Regions from separate parts of the Mus musculus genome. Here regions 1 and 2 are each linked to region 3. The links are chromatin loops, found by intact Hi-C in ENCODE. Cell type or tissue: heart. All regions are shown on one strand.

The links. Hi-C counts contacts between places; a loop is a spot of excess contacts. Peaks named below come from ENCODE experiments on the same cell type or tissue, not always from the same donor. Only the 100,000 strongest peaks of a DNase experiment are listed, where the experiment ranks them.
Region 1: a loop joins it to region 3, with 11 times the contacts of the local background. A loop is called at or near these places in 17 of 42 quality-filtered maps.
Region 2: a loop joins it to region 3, with 9 times the contacts of the local background. A loop is called at or near these places in 6 of 42 quality-filtered maps.

Annotation. Positions count from the first base shown.
Region 1 is chr1:91,572,963-91,575,462 of GRCm38, reverse strand. No RefSeq gene overlaps it. Among named protein-coding and RNA genes, the nearest start is that of Asb1, 34 kb to the right of the region's middle. In heart, a CTCF peak has its summit at 1,076 (motif pointing left); no DNase peak of the experiment used is centred here; H3K27me3 peaks cover 425 bases.
Region 2 is chr1:91,599,809-91,602,308 of GRCm38, reverse strand. No RefSeq gene overlaps it. Among named protein-coding and RNA genes, the nearest start is that of Gm28380, 10 kb to the left of the region's middle. In heart, a CTCF peak has its summit at 1,458 (motif pointing left); DNase peaks (open chromatin) are centred at 1,148 and 1,428; H3K27ac peaks cover 1,071 bases; H3K27me3 peaks cover 288 bases.
Region 3 is chr1:91,873,778-91,876,277 of GRCm38, reverse strand. No RefSeq gene overlaps it. Among named protein-coding and RNA genes, the nearest start is that of Gm46242, 4.6 kb to the left of the region's middle. In heart, a CTCF peak has its summit at 1,408 (motif pointing right); DNase peaks (open chromatin) are centred at 757 and 1,447; H3K27ac peaks cover 702 bases.

The DNA of each region.
Region 1 (2,500 bases), 300 kb after region 3:
ACACATTATCATCCCTGCTCCAGGAGGCTGAGGTGGGAGTCAGGAGTGAGGTGCGTTTGGTAGAAGTTCTAGGAACCAGATGTGAGAACACAGACCTGGGAGCTAGGTCCACACCTACAGTAGGCACTAAGAAGCTTCCAGATTCTCGATCGGGGGGTCACTATGCTCACATAGGGTAGGAAGAGAGCATGACACCCAGGAGCCATGTGGTCATATGTTGAGGGTCTCGTGGATCACACATAGACTCCAGGAAGCTCGAACTGAGGGAGCCCTAGGCCTGAGTGGTGATTGTAGGGACCAAATACCAATGTTCTAGAAGATGTATTCCATCCTCCAAAAATGCACTAACAAGGCAAAGGTAATGAGAAGAACAGCCATGTGGGTGCCAGACACCCACCCCATTCATTCTCTCAAACATGCTCTGGGCAAGGGCTATGTCAATATCAATTCAAGACGCTGTTCTTCCCCTGCCAGTTGGGAAAGTTCAGCCGATTTCCAGGGAAGACACAAGCTGTCTCAGTGCTGAGGGAGCAAAATGGAGTTCGGAGTTGTTAAGTCAGCCAAGATCTATGCACACTAGAGCCAAATGGAGTTCATGAAACTGAGCACAACGCTGTGTTGCTTCCCTCCTCAAGGTGATGGCCAGTTTGCCCTAGGAAGAGAGAATGAAAGTCAAGTGTCTGAAAAGGCTACCTAGAATTCTACCCATGCCTCTCTGCTATGGAGAGATTAGGTTAGGGCACCAGGGAACATCGAGAGCAAGAAAGGATGAGCAAGACACAGAGGCGCTTGACTGCCTTGTTAGCTCACTACCTTCTTGGTTTAATTGATCCTCACTAATCTAACTGCCTGTAGTGAGCAGAAGGGAACATTTTAAGAAGGATGGTAACATCATTCAGAGCTCAAAAACAAAATACAACCTCAGTGCACAACATGGGTGAAACCACCACCTGGGCTGGCAAAATGGCCCAGCAGTAAAGAGCACTGGCTGCTCTTACAGAGAGGTTCCCTTTGCTGGCACCCACAGAACAGCTAACAAACATCTAGTTCCAAGGGATCCTGTGCCCTCTTCTGGCCTCTGTGGGCGCTGCATACACATGGTACATAGATAAACATGCAGGCAAAACACCATACACATAAAATAAAAATAAATCCTTTTCTTTTAATTTTCATATCTACTGGTCACAATCCCATTTAGAAAACAAATGTCCAACAGCAACAACAAAACGATGACTAAAATACGGGGCTGTAGAGATCAGTGTGGAGAGGCAGGATGGGCAGAGCTGGTTCAGTGCAGTCTATTACTAGAAAACTCAGACGCAGACAAAACTAACCTGTGCCAGTGGGGACTTTAAGACCCGATACTCTTTTGGGAAGATGCCAAAATGCAGAAGATGTGAGGAAGGCTTTGGAGTAATGGGAACTTAAAACATCTCCAGCTGAGTAGACTTTGGTGGGACGGAAAGGCCGGTATAGAACATCTCAAGTCAAAAACACAGGGGACCTGTGAGAAGAACTTAGTCAAAATCAATGAATTTGACCCAGTGCCTGACTTGCCAGGCAGACTGGACATAGTTGGGAAGACAGAAGTACCTGGAGAAACAGCTGGAGAAAATCTCACAGAACGAGAGGAGCTGGGGAGATGCCTCAGTGGATAAAGCACAGAGAACACAGTTGGGAGAGCCTAAAGTCCCCAGAACCCATGCAAAGCCAGGTGTGGTAATAAGTGTCCTCAACCCCAGTGACACTGATCAGACCCCACAGTAGAGAAAGAACTCCCTAAAGCTCACAGGCCAGCCAGCCGGGCATATGGAGTGGCACAGCAACAAAGAGATGCTGTCTCAAACAGGATTGTCCTCTGACCTTTACATGTGTGTGTGGCACATGCATGTCCATACTTATATACATGAACACATACATGCAGTACATACATACACTGTGCTCACAGAAAGAGAGAGAGAGAGAGAGAGAGAGAGAGAGAGAGAGAGAGAGAGAGAGAGAGGAGGGGAGAGGAGAGGAGAGGAGAGGAGAGGAGAGGAGAGGAGAGGAGAGGAGAGGAGAGGAGAGGAGAGGAGAGGAGAGGAGAGGAGAGGAGAGGAGAGGAGAGGAGAGGAGAGGAGAGGAGGAGCAAGCAGCAAAGACGGGCTGGAGAGATGTCTCCACGAGTCAAGCTTTGACTATACAGGCATGAGAAGCTGAGTTTGGATTGCCAACACTGCAGGCATGCAGGCAGTCTCAGTCTGTAGTCTCGGTGTTGAAAGGAAGAGATGGTGGGATCTCAGAGGCTCACTTCCCAGGCAATCTAGCCAAGGAGTGAGTTCCAGGCTTATGAGCCACCCTGTCTCAAAAACATAAGGTGGAGGGCAGTGGAGGAAGACACAACATTGACCTCTGACCTCCGGCATGCTCACGAACTACATACTCTGTCCTCACTGCATGCATAGACACAGGCAGTGGCAGGCAAACATGTGGGAAAAAAGGAAGGAGAGAAGGGACTTTC
Region 2 (2,500 bases), 270 kb after region 3:
GGTCCACCCAGTGCCTGAGCCCTAAGGAGACACACCCAGGACCCCGGACAGCTGACAAGACACACATGGCCAATGAACAGCCTGCCTCTGCCATGTCTCACTGAGGGCTGATCCATGAACTTCTACAGAACCCTGGTCGACTGTCACCCAGTCTCCAAAAGAACCTCTAAAGACCAGGGCTACTGCCAGCTTTTAAAGTGCAAAGTGATGGGACCCAAACAGCATTTTAGAAAGATGGCTTTCTGAGAAAGGGCTTGGACTGCTTGAGGTCTCAGGAGACAAGGATTCTGGAAAGTGCCACAGTTGGTTGTCAGGAGGCTTAGATTCGAAGCTCTTATTGGCCAGCTGTGTGACCTCAGACAACCCATTCATCAGCTCCCAACCCCAGCTGTTTCTGACAAGGACAGAAAACCCACCTGGGCCAAGCATGGGATGGAACCAGGTGTGCCAGGCCTGGAAGCCAAGTCTCTTGTCAGTGACAGCAATGTGTGAGTGTCAGCTGCCACCTGGATGTCCTCCATAGTCATGCTGGCTGACTTCTGAGTGATCCAAACTATGGCGTATAGACAAGAAACCCCAGCTCTCCCCACTTCTGCAGAGAATGCTTCAGCCCTGATGCTGGGTAAAGTCCTCTGAAAGTCCTAACCCCAGGACAAACTAGCAGGTGGGCTAAGTTCACTGAAGTCAGTCCTTATGAGGCCCACACTCTGACTCAGGGCCCAGGTGTGGTGCCCTGTGTATAACACCCTTGCCCCAGGAGGAAGCCCTATTGTCTGTCAGCAAGGCAAGCCCACAGGGCTCTATAAACTGGCTTTCCTCAGGCCCCTGGTAATCATGGACAGGTGTCTATACATGTCACCAGCTAGGCTGCAGAGATCTGCAGTAGATCTTCATTAACCTCAGCCCCAGGATGTGACCCAAATCAAGCATTTGGGACCTGGGGAGGTTGACAATGACACTGCACACAGACCCAGCCAACAACAGGATCCCAAAGCCCAGGGGCAAGGTGTTGCAACCGTGCCCCACTGCGAGTGGAAGGAGCTATACCGGGCCAACCTCGGCCCATACTGCCAGGCCATGGGAGCTCAGGAAAGTTTATGAATCAGGTCCAGACCCTGCCCCTCCCCCATCCCTCTGTGCACAGCTCTCGCAGTCCTTCTGGCCTCCAGATGCACAGTCTGCAAGCGATTTCCCTTTTGTTATTTCAAGCTTGGGGCCTTGATCTTTTGCCACTTTGGAAGGAGCATAGAAACAAAGGGATCTGGGGCTGTTGCCTAATACTGATGCTGGCTTCACCCAGCCAGCCTCCATCTTAGTCCCTGTGCCCTTGCTACCCAGCTGAGCCTTTGATGAGAGAAAGCAGGCACCCCGGGAGCTGCTCAGCAGCTCCCTCTCCTGTCCCCACAGACCTGGGCTCACACAGAGAGAGCCGCGTGCTCCTCTCAACAGTGGTTGCTGCCAACAGGCTGAGACTTGACTCTTGCCAAGCCCTCTGGTGTCCATGACACCTCAGTGCAGCAGCAGAGCAGCCTGTGTGCCCTGCCCTGAGCAGCTGGGGTTGCAGGCCCTTGGCCAAGCTTCACTCACTCAAGCCCAAGGTGCAGAGTCCCCAGCAGTGTGTTAGCCCACCACCCTCCTGCCATTTGCCTGCAGGCTTTGGGCTTGCACACTTGGCTGGAGACAGAGGCTCACAACACATGCTTGTTGAATGATGATGATCCCAGCTCTGCTACACCCAGCAAGTGCCCTGAGCATCCTTCGGAGCACCAAAAGGAAGGGACATCACTAGTGTTGTTAAAGCCCTATCACTAGTGTTGTTACAGACTGTCACAGAGACCCTGGGGGAGAGGCAAAGAGGAGGGTCCCAGCCATCAGAGAAACAGAGGGAAGGGCAAGCAGGAATGTGGCACCCCAGAGAGAATTGGGCAAATACCTTGCAGACTGATGCCCTTCCTGGGCCAGAATGAAGGAGTGGAGTTTCTCCGTGAAGGAAAGGGAAAGTCATTCCAAGCCAAGGACACAGTCTGGGTGTTGAATCAGACTGTAAACTCCAGCGGGAAAGATATGAAAAACCCAAGAGTAATGGAGAGACCAGTGGCAGAGATCAGATACCATCTTAAGACGGCAGAAGCCCTATAGGGTCATGAGCAGAGCACAGGGGCAACACAAAGGGTAAGAAACCAATCACACTGAGTGCCAGGTGCTAATGCAGAGGGCATGGGGCATGAGGACAGCCCTGAAGCTGCAGAGGACCTGGGGTTCAATGCTCAGGTGATGGCCAGAGAGTCCCTCCAGAACAAGGTTCCAAGGTAGGGGGTGGCATCAGGGAGGGGAAGGATAGTGTGACTGCAAGAGGGGAGCTCTGAGAAGGCGGAGACAAAACTGCAGCGTTGGGCCATCAGGATGCTCCGTCAAGCTGGAGGCTGAGGCTTAGAACCACAGCACCTGTGGAGCAGTCTGGGGACTAAGAGTTCAGGGAAGCATCTGTATTTCAGAGCTG
Region 3 (2,500 bases):
ACTGTTGGTGAGGATATAAATGAGCCCAGCCACTGTGGAAATTAGTATGAAGATTCCTTAAAGCAAACAGAGAACCTACCTCCTGGTAGAGACCTGGAGGAATCTACTGTAGGCACATCACAGCAACACCTCCACACTTGCACTTTTTGAGACGCTAGTCACAATAGCTGAGTCAGGGAACCAGCTTGTCTGTCAGTAGATGGATGGATAAAGAATATGTGGTCCATACACACATGGGGTTTTACTCAGCCATGAAGAGGGACAAAATGATACCACTTATTAGAAAAACAGAATGCAACCAGAGATCACGTTAAGTAAAATAAGCAGATGCAAAAGGACAAATATCACACACACACACACACACACACACACACACACGTGTGTATATATGTGTGTATGTGTGTGTGTGTAAACCTATATATCTCTAGCCACATGAAGAGGATGGAGACTATGGGAAGGGAGTAGTCTGAGGAAGAAAGGGGAGGAGGACTGAAGGGATGAAGGAGCCAATAAGGTCAAAGCACAATGATGCACATGAAAGAAACTGTCCCCAGCAAACCCACACTATGCATGATGAACCCAGGCCAAGAACAACATAATGAAGGAAATCCTGAGCGCATGCTTGTGGTGTTGGTGGATTCAGGCCCGAGGGCTCCTGTACTGTCCATGAGGGAAAGGGTCAAGCGTTTATGCCCCTGCCTCAGGAGTTGAAAGGGTGGGCCTGCTGTGGGGCTAGTGTTCCTCTCCAGGGCCCTTGAGTTCTGGGGTAACTACATTTAGCTACTTGGGGTGGAGTTCCAGGCAGTGAGCCCAGGGATGTACCCTGGCCACTTCCTCAGCCCAACCCTGGGACACAGGAAAGGGTGCAGTCTGGGGTCTTGGAAAGGCTTCTCCAATTGCACTCTGGGTCATCGCTATGGAGACGATAGGGCTGGTGTGGAGGTTTATGTGTGAGCTGGGACCTCTGTGTACTTCCATACCCTGGTCCACAGAAGACTATGGCTGAGAGCAAGCAAGGGAGAGGGAGCTGGCATTATGCCACTCTGGCCCTTGGGTGTGCCCACAGGTACACACAGCAGGGAGGCTTGCTGCAGGCGAGACAGGCCTGTGGGAGAGCCCTTCATCCTGAAAGACTACAGTACTCATGGTGCTCTTGGGGGTTACTATGGCTAGGAACCCTGTGGATCCTGTATCCACATCTCCTTCCCAACGGTAGGGCTTGAGGGTCTTCTCAGGTAGGTCCTCTGCTTCCCTGTTGGACTCTGTCAGGGTCAGGGACACAGGGCCTCACAGATAACAACTTTTCTCATCATCTGTGACTCAGAAGGGGACTAGTTCTCTGGGTTGTTCCCCAAGGACCTAAGAGTTGCCCAAGTGGTCAGCTCCAGGTCAGTCACAGAACAGCAGCAATTGCGAGCTTTAGCCACCAGGTGGCAGAGGAGATTTCAGTGTGGTTGAGATGGTCAACAGCCCATGTGACCACACAGCCCAAGGTCTCTGGCTGCCACAGAGCAGGTGAAGAAAAGGGGCCGAGGAGACAAGATGGGCATTGGGTGAGGGTGGGTCAGTCTAACCTGTTGCACCAGGCTTCATTAAAGGGTGGCTAAGAAAGCTGGGCCAAGGACTCCAGGCTGTGGCAGAGGGCTTGGGCCAAGCAGACAGATGTTCTTGGAGAAACAATGACCTGAACCTTGGCCTCTAAAGCCCTAGAACCGCAGAACGGGAAAACCCTACCTACGTGTACACCTGAGGTCTGAGACTTGCGCCCCTCCCTCAATCTCTTCTCTGCCAGGAGCACCCCAACCTACTTCATCCCTCATCCCCTTCTAGTGTTCAAGGTGAGAGCAGCCAGCTGTCTGTGGATTCCTTGGTGCTCCATGCTAGTGGTTCATTAGTCCTGGTCCTGGCATGGCTTGTTGGTCCCAGGAACATCAATAGAGGGTGGTATGGGGCATTGAAAGGAAGCTTACACAGGCCGGTTGCCTCCAGATAAGCAGACACTCTCCCTGTCTGTGTGGCCACACATGGATTTGCCTTTGATAGCCAGAGCAAGAAAAATGGTCTCCGCTCGTTGGGCTGAGCAGACCCTGGTTTACCTGAGTAGGTGGGCACCAGGATAAGGGAAAGCATGGGAGCCAAAGGTGGGGCAGCTCAGTGAGGACTGGAGGAAGGAGGACAGTGAGGACTGGAGATGCTCCAGGTAACAACCGAGGGACCTGACGTGTGGGTAGCTGCGGTCACCTCAGGGCTAATCTCTTGGTGGCAAAGGGATACAAGTCTGCAGTGGGATCCCCTGGTGTGGCTTGTTGATGTAGCTGGACTCTCTCCCCCCTTGCTGGGGAGGGTCAGCAGAGGTTGGAGGTCAGACCCTGACTCAGCTCGGCTTGACGAATTTACTTTTAAACAAACTCCTCTGGGCTTTTCCCCTGAGGCCTGTCACATAAATTTCTATTTAGTGCCACTGGGTCTCCAGCCAGGGAGCTGCCAGGATGTTTTGAGA